Linked DNA regions of Homo sapiens: region 1 is linked to region 2. A link is a loop called in an ENCODE intact Hi-C map of the cell type or tissue named here. Cell type or tissue: endothelial cell of umbilical vein. All regions are shown on one strand. Links, peaks and the distances in the headings refer to the core of each region. The heading gives the core; the rest is flanking DNA. Region 1 overlaps CPPED1 (calcineurin like phosphoesterase domain containing 1). Region 2 overlaps CPPED1 (calcineurin like phosphoesterase domain containing 1).

Region 1 (7,835 bases), core at 1,685-6,684, 54 kb after region 2:
TAATCTCTTGGAGCTACTCTCAGAAGAATGGAAGAAAAGTCTGTCTGGGCATGGTGATGACTTTTAGTCTCTTCTCTTTTCCATTGGCTAATCTTTCTCGGTTATTTGATGAGATTCCTAGGGAGGGATTCTTAAGATAATTGCATTTCTTTTAGAAAGACATCTCCTTAGTCAGATAAGGAAATTCCAGAGACAGTCTGTCACTGCTCTTGGGGAGGGAAGGTCAGAGAGACCTTGAGGCTGCTGCTTTAGTTTAGCGTGTCAAAGTGCCATGTTTTGGGGTACCATTTCTGAGCCCCAACATCAGAAATACAGTTTTCAGGATGTTAGTGAGTAGCTCTAAAATAGGGCAGCATATCCTGAATGGAATAAGTAAAAGATACATTGTCGAATATATAAAAGCAAGTTGCAAATCTGTATGTAGCCTATTCCATTTTTGTGAAATTTTGTGTATGTATATATGTTTCTTTAGATCTATATCTAACATATATAGTAGTATACACATTTAAATTATCTGGAAAATACACACTAAACTCCTAAAACAGGAATAGGGATTTCAAGAAATTTCCCTCCTCCCACTTTCTTTTGTTTGATATTCTGTATTTTTACAACATTTGGGTTTAATTTAACAAGTATGCATTGTTTTTGTTTTTGTTTTTGTTTTACATTTTATTTGGAAATATTTTCAAGCTTACAGAAAAGATGCAAGAAAAGGAATAGTAAAAAGAATATCCACCTACTCTTTACACACACGTCCAACCATAGTAAGTCCGTGAACCTGCTTTGTTCAGAGGAAGATGAAAGGGATTATCCAGCATGAAAAACGAATGGGGAGGATAGCAGTTACTCAGAAGTTCTGGATAAACAAATATTTACTTTAGGTCCTCCTGAGGAGTTTCCCTTTTAATCTTTGCAAGGCTTTTGTGAGATCACCAAAGAATGAGCTTTCACTGATCAAACTCTCAAATCCTTGTTGGGTATTTAAATTGATTATGTTTTTCTGAAGAATAATTTAGCAGTCATATCAAAAGTCTAAAAAATAGGAATATGAAAACTAAATTTATAACCAACAAGAAAAAGAGTATTTTCACCAATACTTTTTAACATTGTATTGGAGATCCTAACTATTGCAAAAAGCAAGAGAAAGAAATAAGAAACATAAAGATAGGAAGTAAAATGGCCTATTTGCAGATGATACGATTTTTTTTAACTTAGAAAATCCCAGGAATCTACAAAATAATTACTAGAATGAATAAATGAATTTAGCAAGGTCTCAGGATACAAGGTTAATAGACAAAAATAATTGTATTTTTATATACTATCAGCAAGCAATTGTTAAGTGAAATTACAAAAATAATTCAATTTACAATAGCACCATAAAACATGAAATACCTAGGAATAGCAAAGGATGTCCAAGACCTCTACCTTTACAAAACATTGCTGAAAGTAATTTTAAAAGACCTGAGTAAATGGAAAAGTAGACCATGTTCATGGATTGCAGGGCCAATGTTAATACGGCATTTCCCCCCCGATTGAGCGACAGATTCAACAAAATCCCAATCAAAATTATAGCAGTTTTATTATTTGTAGAAATCAGCATACTGATTGTAAAATTTCCGTGGAAATGCAAGGTACCTATAATGGCCAAAACAGTTGAATTAGATCTGAGTTACTTTTTTAGATGGAAGGATGTGGACACTTTTAAAGTAGATATAGAAGTCTCTTTCTGACCGTCAGGACAGATGCTCTTACTTATAGAATAGTTGACCTTTTTTGTGTTCACTAACACAATTCACTTGCCTCCCTTATTTGAAATGGCATTCATGGTTTTATAAATGAAACTACAAATTACTCTTTCCTTTGTTGTCACTGTTTTTTGATTTTTATTTTTGAGAAGCACAGAAACTTTCAGACTTTTGAAGAATCAAGAACTCTTGGCTGAACTTTACCCAAGTGTATTCTTTTTAATGGTATGCTTTATTAGTGAGGGTGGCCTTCCTCCTATTTTTGTAAATAAAGTTTTATTGGATCACAGCCATGCCCACAAGCTTATATACTTTCTATGGCTGTTTTCACGCTACAAAGGAAGGCGGAGTTGAGTAGTCGTGACAGAGACCACATGGCCCACAAAGGCGAAAATATTTACTGTCCAGACCTTTCTGGAAAATGTTTGCTGACCCAGGTCAATTAAGTTCCAAGTGATCCTCAAAAGAAGTTCCATGAAAATGTCTTTAAGATGCCATGCTAGTTAACAGGATTTGGGGATGAGAGGGTTTGAATCAATGAAAGGCTGAAGCCGGAAGTGATGGGATGCTTTGATGCTTACCACAAGAAGGAAGACACATACACGACCGTGGCACTTCCTTTTTTCTTTTTTTGAGACAGAGTCTCGCTCTGCCACCAAACTGGAGTGCAGTGGCACGAGCTCAGCTCACTGCAGCCTCTGCCTCCCAGGTTCAAGTGATTCTCGTGCCTCAGCCTCCCAAGTAGCTGGGATTACTGACGCCCACCACCACATCCACATCCACATTTCTGTATTTTTAGTAGAGACAGGGTTTTGCCATGTTGGCCAGGCTGGTCTCAAACTCCTAGCCTCAAGTGATCTGCACGCCTCGGCCTCCCAAAGTGCTGGGATTACAGGCATAAGCCACCGCGCCCAGCCAACCTTGGAATTTTTTGTAAGTCATTCCATTTCAGCCAGTCTATAGCCCCATGCAGCCCTCTGGCCCCGCCTTTCCCCGCCCTCGCCTATCCTCTAGCCAAGCCAGAATCTGAACTGGAATTCTGGTACCACCCACCAGCTGACCTTCAGTCGTGTCCTCTGGGAAATGTGCAGGAGTTTCTTGATGTTGGGTGTCAGAAGGATTAAAAATGCTGAAGAGGAAATTCGGATGCCCAGCAGGTGCCAGTCTGCAGGAGCCTTTACGTTTGGTGCCTGCTGCTTCCTAGACACACTTGACTCTCTTCACTCGCTCGTGATATTCCCCTCACCTGATGTGTCTTTACCTCTACTTGGCAGGTGTTTTAGTGCTGACTCTGGGGACAGACTCCTGGGTTCAGATCCTGCTTCAACACTTACAGGCTGAGTTAGGCAAACTACTGAACATCTCTAAATCGTATAATAAAATCACAGGTAATAACCATGCCTCCTTCATGGAGGAATTGTGGGAATTAAATGAGCTAAAAACAAGTGAAGTGCCTAGAACAATGTCTAGACAGATAATGAACACTCCATAAATATTATTATCATCATTATTATTATTACCACCATAATATGATGCCCCCTCAGGCCTCAGGTCAGACATGAGCAGAGAACTAGGAGAAATTAAGGATGTGTTTAGGTCAGAGCCACCCCCTCCAGGAAGCCTTCTTACAGGGCCTATGGCACGGTGATCTTTGGCACTTTGCACCTCTCAGATGGTGGACAGAGCCTGTGCTTCTGAATTGGCCTTATCCAAGTATACATCTTAGCTATGTGAATCCAGGCAAGTCACTTAACCTGTCCTCGCCTCATTCCCTCATCTGCAAAAGGGGATGATATCTTCCTGGTCAGCGTCCTCATTAGGCTTGAGTGAGATGATGCAGGTGCAAAATGCAGGTCGTAGATGTCCAGCGAATAAAACGCTGCTGAGTGATGTCGATTTCTGCATTTTGTTATGAGTAGCTCTTTCTCTGACTGCCTGGCTATAGACCTTGAGTTGTTGATTGCTGGGAATGGTTGATCCCACCACACTCCTTAATACCTGGCACCAAGAGGGAGCTCAACAGATGTTTATTGTCTCAAGCTAACTGAAGAAGCAGCCTCCCACCTTACCCGGATCCCTTCCACCATGTCCCCTGGCAGTCCTGGGCCACAGGCATTGGGTCACTGGGGAAGATATATACCAGGGAAATTCTGATGAGAGTGAGCAAATATGCTGGAATCTAGAATTCCCCAATTGACGACGAAAAGTGAAGAACCTCTTCCTGAATGAGTCAGGTGGGGCTTAACCATGACTTCATATTCAATCTGCACCTCCCAAACCCACTTAAGAAACATCTGTCGCTTCCCCTTTGCCCCCTGGCCAGAATCTCTTATCTCAAAGCCTGCTAAGGAAATTCTTTACCGGCAGGAGGGATTATTTATACCTACTTTCTGTACATTCACACCCAACCTTTTTTAACTTTCCATTTCTCTCCCTCTTTTTTATTTGTGTCACATTTTTCCCTACCACTGAGGCAGAATAAATTCAGTGTGAGTGATGGTTTGCAATGCAGTTTTCACTGTTATAGCTGGCAACGTAAAGCTGGATCACATTTTCACAAATATAGTCTCATGCAGGATAAAAGTAAAGGCTGTCCAGTTGGAATGTGTTTACACTTTCCAGGTCTAAGCCCCAACACCAAGGCATTAAAGAAGGCCAGTGTTTAGTATCAGAATTGTACTGGGTTGCATCTCAATTTCCTGATTGATTTGAAGCAGGTTTCCAATGTTAGAATATTACATTATACAGTGACTGTGTCCCAATCCTCTGATTGATTTGAAATGAACTTGAATCAAGATAGCTTAAAAATAGCTTTTATAGCGTCTTCATGACTTGATACCGTGGAGAAAAAAAACATATGAAGCTAATGCCACAGAAATCATCCTCTGTTGATGCAGTGGCTGCCTTTGCTGGAAATTCTTCTGGCAGTAATTTAAAAAGATGCCTGTCATCTCCTTACAGCAGTTCATAATTCAAAAACAATCTATACATAATACTCAATTAAGGAACCATAGAGGCATGTCAGCCACAGATGACTGATGCCCAGGCTGAGTGGAAATTCTGCCCAGCTCTTGAAAACATCACTAAAATCAATACCCCGTCAGGGAAACCAAGATTTATTAATACATTCCTTACCTCCATCGAGTTGTGAATCAGTGCTTCCCTATCAAAAGCTAATAGAAAGCTGAGATGGGTAAAACTTCTTATAGGTCCTTGTGGCCTGTCGGCATGAAAGGGACAGGATTATAACTCGGAGAGAGGCTGCGTGTTGCAGAGCTGGACTGCCATGCTGTGTGCCCCCCTCCAGCAGTGAGAAGCTGGCCCTGCCCTGGAGAAAGCCTCCTGGGTGGGGCGATGAGGAGCTTGGTACTGACACCCATGCTCCCCCCCAGACCTCTGCCACCCATGATATGGGCTGTCATTTTAATTCATGGTACAAAAGAGGAAATGCCAACTCACAGAGGTCAGTAATGGGTCCAAGGTCCCAAAGCAGAATGGGCTCTGATGTCTGAGTACCCTGAGTTCTGATCCTGGATGCCCTGTTGTCTAGCTGTGTGGCTTTGTGTTTGTTTCTTAACTTCTCTGGGCCTCAGTTTTCTCATCTGTAAAATGGAGACGATGTGAGTCCCTAGGACAGAGGTGCATTGGGAGGATTCAGTAAAACAGGATGAAGGATACAGAGTGCCCCGCCACTGTGCCACCCCCTTCCAGGCCCCGCCTCCTTTCACTCCACCTGGAGCGGTTGCCCTTACTGGAGGTGGAACTAGGAGAAATATTTCGGGTTCAGAACTTCCGGGCCTCCCTGGAGCTGAGAAATAGACTCAGAAACCCCCACGTCTGGAAACTCACCAGGCTTCTTCTGGACCTGGCTCCAACCCAAGAAGTGTTTCCCCCATTTTCCAGCTCAACATCTCATTCCTCGTTTCAGACTCCTTGAGCCAGCCAGGAACATGCCAGAGCCTTGAACTCAGCATCAGAACCCAGGAGGACGGAGTTAGTCACATCTTCCTGCTTCTGAGACAGACTTTCGTCCCCTGCCTGACCGTCTCTTTGTAAACTCATCACATAGTCATTGCTTCATTTTTTTCATGCAGGACCTCAGAAGGCCAAGTTCCTCATTGGAATTGGGGGAGGACTCTCTTTTACCAGAAGGAGAAGGTTTTGAACACAACTGCTTTGCTCACTAGTAGTTTCTCTCATCGTTATTTTTTATTATTATTATTTTGAGACAGGGTCTTGCTCTGTTGCCCAAGCTGGAGTGCAGTGGTGCAACCATAGCCCACTGCAACCTCCAACTCCTGAGCTCAAGCAATCCTCCCTTCTCAGCCTCCCGAGTAGCTGGAACTACAGGCATGCACCTCCATGCCTGGCTGATTTGATAAATTTTTTTGTAGAGACAGGGTCTTATGATGTTGCCGAGGCTGGTCTCCAACTCCTGGCCCCAAGCGATCCTCTAACCTCGGCCTCCCAAAATGCTGGGATTACAAGTGGGAGCCACCGCACCCGGCCTCATCTTTATTGCTAGTCCTCTTGCAGCATCTTTGCTACTCTTAAGAATCCTCGTTTGGTCACATTTTCTGTGACTTCGGACGTTAACAATAATTGGTGAGCCCTGAGGGGCAGATGGAGAGGACATGCATATTACAGAGAGGAACAGCTGTCCACGGGTCTGGGGAGACCCGCTCTGAGAGGTCCTCTGGGCACTTGAACAATCACCATTAAATGCTCCCCTCTCTGTTAATGCCACTCAATATGGTGTGAAACTTAAACATAAATGAGTTTTTACAGCTAATTATGGCTAATGCAAGCTTCTTTCAAAATTGCCAGACATTCTTTCCAGAATAGTACAGTTTGCAACTATGAGTTAGGCATGAAGAGCCAAATCTCATAAACATAATTTAGCATGCAAAGAAATAATAATGCTAAGTGCTTTCTGTCCAGCCGTTCAGCGTTCCCCCAGGCAGGGCTGATCTTACGCGGTCCCATTTGAGCTACAGACTGGCTGTGAAACCCCAGGAGAGCCACAGAGGAGGCAGTCATTTCCACCGCCCCTGCAGTCTGTACGATTGGAGCCTTTCAGTTGTCTATTTATGGCAAGGACCCATCAGGCGCCCAACCCAGCAGTCCCAGCTGCAACCTGAGAACTGCACAGTTTGTGCCCTGGAGTGGCAGTGGCTGCATCTGTCACGCCACCCTGCCCTGTTCATGTTGCCCTAATGTTTCTTTTTCTTTTTTTTTCTCTTTTCTTTTTTCTTTTCTTTTGAGACAGGGTCTTGCTCTCACCCAGGCTGGAGTGCAGTGGCACAATCTCAGCTCACTGCAACCTCCGCCTCCCGAGTTCAAGCGATTCTTATGCCTCAGCCTCCCAAGTAGCTAGGATTACAGGCGCCTGCCACCACGCCTGGCTAGTTTTTGTATTTTTAGTAGAGATGGGGTTTTGCCATCTTGGCCAGGCTGTTCTCGAACTCCTGACCTCAACTGATCTGCCCACCTCGGCCTCCAAAAGTGCTGGGATTTCATTCCCAATCACCCGATTAATTCGTGATCATTGGAAGCATTACACTACTGTAATAAGAGAGAATGATGTGCCTCTCACTAATCCCACCCCACACCCCTCACCTGGAGCCACCACTATAAGCAGTTTAATGTCTATGCACACATACCCTCTGAGGTATACATATACACAAATAGGCACACGAGCCTGTATATGCACACAAACCTTCTAAGGCATACGTTATTTTACACAGGATCACACGATGTTTTTGCAGCAGTGTGCTATACATATTAATGGTATTTGGCACCTTTTGGTGCCAGTACATGTAAATTACCTCTTTTTAAAAAATGCGCATAATGTCATTTAACAGGTCTTCCATAAATAAACATTACTAACGGTACTGTGATGCACATTGAACCATATATTAATGTCCACAGGTACAGCCCGGATACATCTTTGGGCTTTTCCCTGGGGATTTCTGAAGGATAACTGTCTACCAAAATGGTTTTTTTGGGCCAAGGGAATGTACAGTAAAATGTGCGACAGTATTGCTAGATTGCCCCCTTAACATGAGTTCTTTCTGTTCAAATTCTAAT
Region 2 (7,835 bases), core at 1,377-6,376:
CGTGTAATTTGAAAACAGAGACAAAGACAAATTATTGTCCTGTAATTATTGCCAACTAGAAGCAATTAATTGTGTAATGCTTTCTACAGGTTATGGAATTGCTGTTTTATAGGAAGCAAAAACGAGGTTATGATTTAGTTTTTTTTTCATTTTGTTTTCTGTCTTTATTCACGTTATAAATGCATGCAGATTAAGAAGTCAAGTAGCTGTACCCAGCAAGTTTTACAAAGCAGCAGTGCACAACTCCTCATTGGCCTGTTGCTCACTTCTAGAGGCAGCCACCCTCGTGAGTTGAGCTAATTTTGTGGATATTCACTTCCATTGTTCTAAACAACATGCTTGTGTTGATGTTTCTAGATCTTACTTACTGTTATGTATTGAATTTGTGTCCTGGAGAATGAGGATTTAGCTCTGTCCTTCTCTCCATCCCACTCCCACATTTCTTCCCCGTGTCTTTCCAGTGTCGTTAAATCCTAATTTGGTTGGCTGCATGCAGTGCCTCACACCTGTAATCCCAGCACTTTGGGAGGCCAAGGCGGGCGGATCACCTGAGGTCACAAGTTCAAGACCAGCCTGGCCAACATGCTGAAACCCTGTCTCTACTAAAAATACAAAAATTAGCCGAATGTGGTGGCGGGCGCCTGTAATCCTAACTACTCAGGAGACTGAGGCATGAGAATCTCTCGAATCTGGGAGGCAGAGGTTGCAGTGAGCCGAGATTGTGCCACTGCATTCCAGCCTGGGTGACAGTACAAGACTCTGTCTCAAAAAAAAAAAAAAAAAATTCCTAATTCGGGTCGTATCAGCATTTAGTATTTATAATATCTTGCCTGTACATATGTTATTTTAAACATCATTCACAACAGAGCCACATTGTAGGCATGGTTATTTTTCCTGCATGCTTTATTTGTTGTGGTTTTAAAATTGCTTTAAGTTTTTGAAGAGTGCTAATTCAACCTCAGACTCTTCTTCCAAAAGTCTGAGCTTACCAATTTCCCGTCAATAAATTTAAAATAATAACCAATCTCAGCTTTTTGGTGAAATTTCTCCTGGAGCTATTTCCTGATTGCTTGCTCTGTAGGCCTGCTAACAGCTGTGATCTTAGGATTTCTGTGTCTAGTCTAGGAACCATCTGTGCTTCTCTCTCATGTTGGATCTACCTTTGCCTCCTTTTTAGATGGATCCTATTGTCCAGTAGCTTCTGGAGAAGAAATTGCACCAAAAATGTCTTCATTCCACCCTCACATTAAAGTGATAGTTTGATAGTTTGGCTGGGTATAGAATGATAGGTGAGGAGTTATTTTTCTCTCAGAATTTTGAAGGCTTTGTCTCCTTGCCTTTGTTCTTTCAGTATGGATTTTAAGAAGTTCAATTTTATTTTGATTGTTGATCTTTTATATGAAACCAGAAACACATAGGATCTTCTCTTTGCATCCAGGGTTCTACAATAATACTGTGAGGGACTTTGGTATGAGTCCGTTTAAACTCATGCCCTTTTGTTCTCGGAAGTCCTTTTGAATTATTTCATCCTCTCTCTCTGTCTCTCTCTCTCTCTCTCTCTCTCCATCTGTGTGTGTGTGTGTTTGTGTGTTTGTGTGTGTGTGTGTTGTGTGTGGGCAGGGGAGCTCCCCTATACTGTGGTACTCATAGTCTACAAATATTGGACCTCTTGTTCTGGTCCTCAAATATTATTTCCTTTTTTTTTTTTCACTTCCTTGCTCACTCTACTTTTTGAGATGATTCCTCACCTTATCTTCTAAGCCTTCTACCGAGCTTTTCATTTTTGCTACCATAGTTTTAATTTTCAAGAGCTTTTTTTTTTTTCATTATTCCTTTTCAAAATAGCATCCTGTAATTGGTTGATTAATGCAGTATCTTCTCTGTCTGAGAATGCTAATGATTTTTTTTTTTTGACGGGTTTCACGTTTGTCATCCAGGCTGGAGTGCGATTTCGGCTCACTGCAACCTCTGCCCCCCAGGCGATTCTACTGCCCCAGCCTCCTGAGTAGCTGGGATTACAGGCGTGTGCCACTACGCCCAGCTACTTTTTGTATTTTTAGTAGAGACCGGGTTTTGCCCTTTTGGCCAGGCTGGTCTCCAACACCTGACCTCAGGTGATCCACCCACCTTGGCCTCCCAAAGTGCTAGTATTACAAGCGTGAGCCACCACACCCAGCCTGCTAATGGTTTTTTTTTTCCTCCTCCCCATATCGCCTCTGTTTCTTACCATTGGGGTTGTTTTGTTCTTTTTTTTCATATTAGACACATTGCTCATACATCTAATGGTCCTTGGCTGCCTGCTTCCATTTAAAAGTGCAATTTAAAAAAAAAAAAGAATGAAAAAGAGTACAGCACAGAAAAACTGACAAATGCGGGGGAGGGAGGCCTTCTCGCCCACGGCCTTCACCATCGCGTGATGAAGGCTCCCCATTTCCGTATTATCGGTGGCTTTTGGTTGTTTCTTTTTGGCTCTCAGATTCCCCAGAGACCACTCCTGTTGGAGGGCTCTGCCTGGCTTCTTTCGCTCTAAGTGTTCTAGGAGCCAAATGGAAGGAAAAGACTCCATCCTGAAATCCAGGGTAAAACTTTCATCTTTATCCCCTTGTTTTCCCCGGGGGACCCATGCCCCAGCAGTCTCTGCTGCCTCTCAGAACTTCTTTGTTTACTCTTTTTTTTTTTTAATTAAAAAAAATTTTTCTAATGCAGTGAAACCCCGTCTCTACTAACAATACAAAAAATCAGCCAGGCGTGGTGGCGGGTGCCTGTGGTCCCAGCTACTCGGGAGGCTGAGGCAGGGGAATGGCATGAACCCGGGGGGTGGAGCTTGCAGTGAGCCGAGATCGCGCCACTGCACTCCAGCCTGGGAGACAGAGCAAGACTCTGCCTCAAAAAAAAAAAAAAAATTTTTTTTTTTGAAGAGACAGGGTCTCCATATGTTGCCCAGGCTGGTCTCGAACTCCTGGGCTCAAGTGATCCTCCCACCTTGGCCTTCCAAAGTGCTGGGACCTTTGTTTACTCTTTATAAAGACTAAAAGTCCCATCTTCTGCCAGGGTGAGAAGGACAGTGGTCAAGCTTCATGCAGTTTCAAGCCATCTTTCTGTTTTAGCTCTCTTTTTATTCCTATACCCAAGGATAGCTAAAAATTGAGGTTTCTCAGGAACTAAAATGCGGGTAATGTGAAGTAAAGAGCTGGAGCATGTGAACTCATCCTTTCCCCACCACTCGAGTTGAGATGTGGAACATTTGCCAGACTCCAGAAGGCTCCCTCGTGCGCCTTCTCTGTCAGTCAACGTTCTGTCACCAGGACTAGTTGGGTTTGCTTGTTCTTGAGCTTCATAAAAATGAAATCATGCGGTATTGACTCTTGTGTCTTCTGGCTTCTTTCGCTGTATGTGATGTCTGAGATTCATCTGTGTTATTACATGTAGCAGCAATTGGTTCTGTGTTATAGCCATGTAGTATACCATCTAATGAACAGATCACAAATTATTTACCCACTCCACTGCTAATGGATCTCTAGGTTATTTCTACTTGGGGGCTATTGTGAATAAAGCTGCCAAGAGCATTCTGGTTCCTATCTTTTAATAGACCAACACCCTCATTTCTCTGGGTATATTCCAAGGAGTGGAATTACTGGGTCATCGGGAAGATGTGGGTTTGTCTTTGGCAAATACTGCCTGAGAGTTTTCCAAAGCCAGTTGATTCTTGACTTTTCTCGCTGCCAGCTGAATATTTAACTTAAACTAAGTCAGCTGCAGCTTGGCACAGTGGCTTACACCTGTAATCCGAACACTTTGGGAGGCCAAGGTGGGAGGATTGCTTGAGGCTCATAGTTCAAGACTAGCCAGGGCAACATAGGAAGACCCTTTCTCTCCAAAAAAATTTTAAAAAAAATTAGCTGGCCGTGGTGGCTCACACGTGTAATCCCAGCAACTCGGGAGGCTAAGGCAAGAGGATTGCTTCAGGCCAAGAGTTTGAAACCAGCCTGGGCAACATAGCAAGGCCCCATCTCTACACAAAATTTGAAAATCAGCCAGGCATGGTGGCATGTGTCTATAGTCCCAGAACCTTGGGAGGCTGAGCTGGGAGGATAACTTGAGCCCAGGAGGTTGAGGTTGCAGTGAGCTGTGGTCACGCCGCTGTACTCCAGCCTCGGCAACAGAGTGAGACTCCCATCTCAAAAGAAGCAATAATAACTCAGCTAAGCCCATTGCTACTTGTCCATGTACTTTCCAGTTTCCAAATTCTGTGGCTGTTCTCTCCTGTTTGTCCTTGAGAGTTTCCTGCCTTTACAGTGGGATTTGTGGAAGGAACAAAGCTGAATGTGTTTTCAATCTACTATATTTAACTGGAAACCTTTATTATGACTTTAAGATGGCTTTTTAGCTCTCTCAGTCTCCCCAGACAGAATACCCTTGTGTTTCCTCTGAGTCATTTCTGCTCAGTGGCTTTATAAAAACAAAATTTTAATGCCTCCGCCTCTCACCAGTACTCCAGACGTCGTTTTCTGCAGTCTGCATTGCCAACAAGATGACAACACGATTCTGATTCCACATCTTTATTAGATAGAATGATTAATAAACAGTTCAAACTGAAGGTACAGTCTGTGGGATGCTTTCTCTTAAATGTTTTTTTCTTGAGTTTGCAAAAATCTTTGTATACAATTATATGGACATTTAAGCTGATCACGTTCTTCAAGTCCAGGCAAATAAAAACGTCTTAACCTTAAACCTTGTAATGTCCCCAAATTAACCTTGTAATATTAATAATATCCCTGGGTCCCAGGTATTCCCCTGGCCCTTGGAGCCATCTTCACTATTTTGGTTAGGGTATGCCAGGGCTAGGAGGCACAGCTGAACTTCTAGAGACCTGAGTTGGATGTCAGATCAGGTTTTCCCAAAGAACTAATGATATATGCTGGACTCTCCACACCTCTCACCCCAGGGCTCCCTCTGGGGCTTCCTCCAGCACAGAGATGGTGACAGGCAGATCAGAAATTGCAAGGAGGACTCACAGACACCCATGTTTCCAGTGATGGTGACCTCACCAGCAGAGAACAAGTATACTTAGTGCCAAGATGCTCCTAAGCTCACAGACAGGGGGTCCCATTCACTTACTATCCAGGTCCCGCCCCAGTGAGCTCACCGTTTGTCCTCTGCTTCAATTCTTTGAACACTTTTTGAAGAGACAGGGTCTCCGTATGTTGCCCAAGCTGGGCTCGAACTCCTGGGCCTTGCCTCTCGCCTCACAGAACCCTCTTGCCTCACAGAACTGGCCAGGCCTCACTGCTCCTCCCTGGTTATAGCTCACTTCATTTGATGTCGTTGTACTCATTAAAATAGTATTAGCACAAGGAGAGGCCCCAGCCACCTGGTCAGCCAGGAATGTAGCATCTTGTTGTAGAGTAACAGGCTAGGAAGGTTGCAATCATGCAAGTAAAGTGCTCAGTGCCTGCCATGTGGTAAGAGTTTCATGAGTGATCGCTAGTATATTCATGATTTATTCTGTAGAGTGACTTTCTGGGCAGCTCAGGAAATGTTTTGCTTCACTTGGTCACACCCAAATTGTAATTGGCTCCTCTCAATCTTTCTCGGGGGATCTCAAGATTATAAGCAACCTGTAATCCTTTCTTCATCTCTTTTGCTTTTTTATGTATCAGGGATATGTTATCCTAAATCTACGAATTCAGTATATTTTATTTCTATTAATATAACAAATAGTATTTCTCAGTATAGATAATCACATAATTATACCTCTACGGACCCTCTAATCAAAGGCATTTAATATGCTTATTACTGTACGTAATACATTTCTCCCCTCTCTTACACTGAATTCCCTTATGATCATTGCTATTACACCTGTGGGTATAAATAGCAGTTAGGTTTTTATACTTGCTGATAAGAGCAATTTTGAAAAGCGGAAAAAGACACAAAATCCAGCAATAATAACAGAAATTGCAAATATTTCGCTGGGAAAGTAAACCATGCAGCAAGGGAAGGAAGCGTGATTGTAAATGAAGTTGAATTAGTGTATTCATCTGCATTGTGAATTAATTCAGTTTGTATGAGTTAGCCTGAGATCTCACCATCAGTTATAACGTGATCTCTATGACAAAACATAGTTGCATTCCAGGCAGCCAGTTTATGAACAAATTTTTGCATACCATACATTTGTAAGGTGAAGATGACTGTAGGAGAATAATAGTATGTTATAATTCTGGTGTCTTTGCTTTTTAATACTACTGGCTGCTGCAAGGGGGGATAATTTACGAACTGTGTGTTCATAAGTCCGTGTTGTAATGTTCTTTAGTGCAGGGTTATGATGGATTCAGAAGTTGTATAGCCTTGTCATTATTTGAGGAATTAACATTACTCCATCAGATTAAAATGTTTGAATTCAGATGGCTTTCGGTCAGGCATGGTGGTTCATGCCTGTAATCCCTACACTTTGGGAGGCCAAAGTGTGAGGATCACTCAAGCCCAGGAGTTCAAGACCAACCTGAGCAACATAGACCCCATCTCTACAAAACTTTTAACAATTAGCCAGATGTGGTGGTATACGCCTGTGGTCTCAGCTACTCGAGAGGCTGAGGTGGGAGGATGGCTTGATCCCAGGAGGTCGAGTCTGTAGTGAATTATGGTCATGCCACTGCACTCCAGCCTGGGCAGCAGAGCAAGATTGTATCTCAACAAACAAAGAAACAAAAGGCTTTGATATCCAGACTCTCCCCTACAGTTCTAGGGACCTCCTTGATAACCTCTGGGATTTGATCATTGAGTGTTACTGTTTTCCCTGTCGCCACCAGCCAGAATGCCTGTTGCCACCAGCCAGAATGCCTATCTGGATAATTAAACTGGAGACATTCCAACAGTGTCTAAAACCCCTCTATACTGGACACACATTTGGTTGTACTCTACTGAACTGAATGTGGCCAACGCAGGGCTCCAGTTGTATATGGTCTAAAGCCTGCGAGAGTTATTTGCTCTTCATCATCACTTAGTCAACGGTTCCTTGACAGGTGCTGTGAGGATGGTCCTTAGAAATGAGGGGCAGCGTCCTTCCCCTGACAGCTCTGGCATAAGCCTCATGTGCACATTCTGAGCTTCACAGGCATGGTGAGCATCCCATTCACCACCCTCTCCCAGGCACCTAGCCCCGTACACTAACACCATTTTTTTCCTCTATTCTTTGAAGATAAAGTACACTATTGCTGCTTTATTTTTATTTTATTTATTTATTTATTTATTTTGAGACAGGGTCTTGCTCTGTCACCCAGGCTGGAGTACAGTGGTGCCAACACAGCTAACTGCAGCCTCAACATCCTGCGTTCAAGCCATCCTCCCACCTCAGCCTCCCGAGTAGCTGGAACCACAGGCATGCCCCACCACACCTGGCTAATTTTTAAATTTTTTGTAGGCCTGGTGCAGTGGCTTACGCCTGTAATCCTAGCACTTTGAGAGGCCGAGGTGGGCAGATCACTTGAGGTCAGGAGTTCAAGACCAGCCTGCCCAACAGGGTGAAACCCCGTCTCTACTAAAAATTCAAAAATTAGCTGGGTGTGGTGATATGTGCCTGTGGTCTCAGCTACTTGGGAGGCTGAGGTAGGAGAATCGCTTGAACCCAGGAGGTAGAGATTGTAGTGAGCTGAGATCACCCCACTGCACTCCAGCCTGGGCAACAGAGTGAGACTCTGTATTAAAAAAAAAAAAAAAAAAAAGGGCTGGGTGCAGTGGCTCACACCTGTTATCCCAGCACTTTGGGAGGCTGAGGCGGGCAAATCACGAGGTCAGGAGTTCAAGACCAGCTTGGCCAACACAGTGATACCCCATCTCTA

The links. Peaks named below come from ENCODE experiments on the same cell type or tissue, not always from the same donor. Only the 100,000 strongest peaks of a DNase experiment are listed, where the experiment ranks them.
Region 1: a loop joins it to region 2, with 2.6 times the contacts of the local background. A loop is called at or near these places in 2 of 110 quality-filtered maps.

Annotation. Positions count from the first base shown.
Region 1 is chr16:12,672,184-12,680,018 of GRCh38, reverse strand. All of the region lies in intron 3 of CPPED1 (calcineurin like phosphoesterase domain containing 1), which reads left to right. Among named protein-coding and RNA genes, the nearest start is that of MIR4718, 44 kb to the left of the region's middle. In endothelial cell of umbilical vein, for the core only: no CTCF peak of the experiment used is centred there; DNase peaks (open chromatin) are centred at 4,018 and 5,718; H3K27ac peaks cover 2,348 bases.
Region 2 is chr16:12,726,224-12,734,058 of GRCh38, reverse strand. All of the region lies in intron 2 of CPPED1 (calcineurin like phosphoesterase domain containing 1), which reads left to right. Among named protein-coding and RNA genes, the nearest start is that of MIR4718, 9.8 kb to the right of the region's middle. In endothelial cell of umbilical vein, for the core only: no CTCF peak of the experiment used is centred there; a DNase peak (open chromatin) is centred at 4,418; H3K27ac peaks cover 2,329 bases.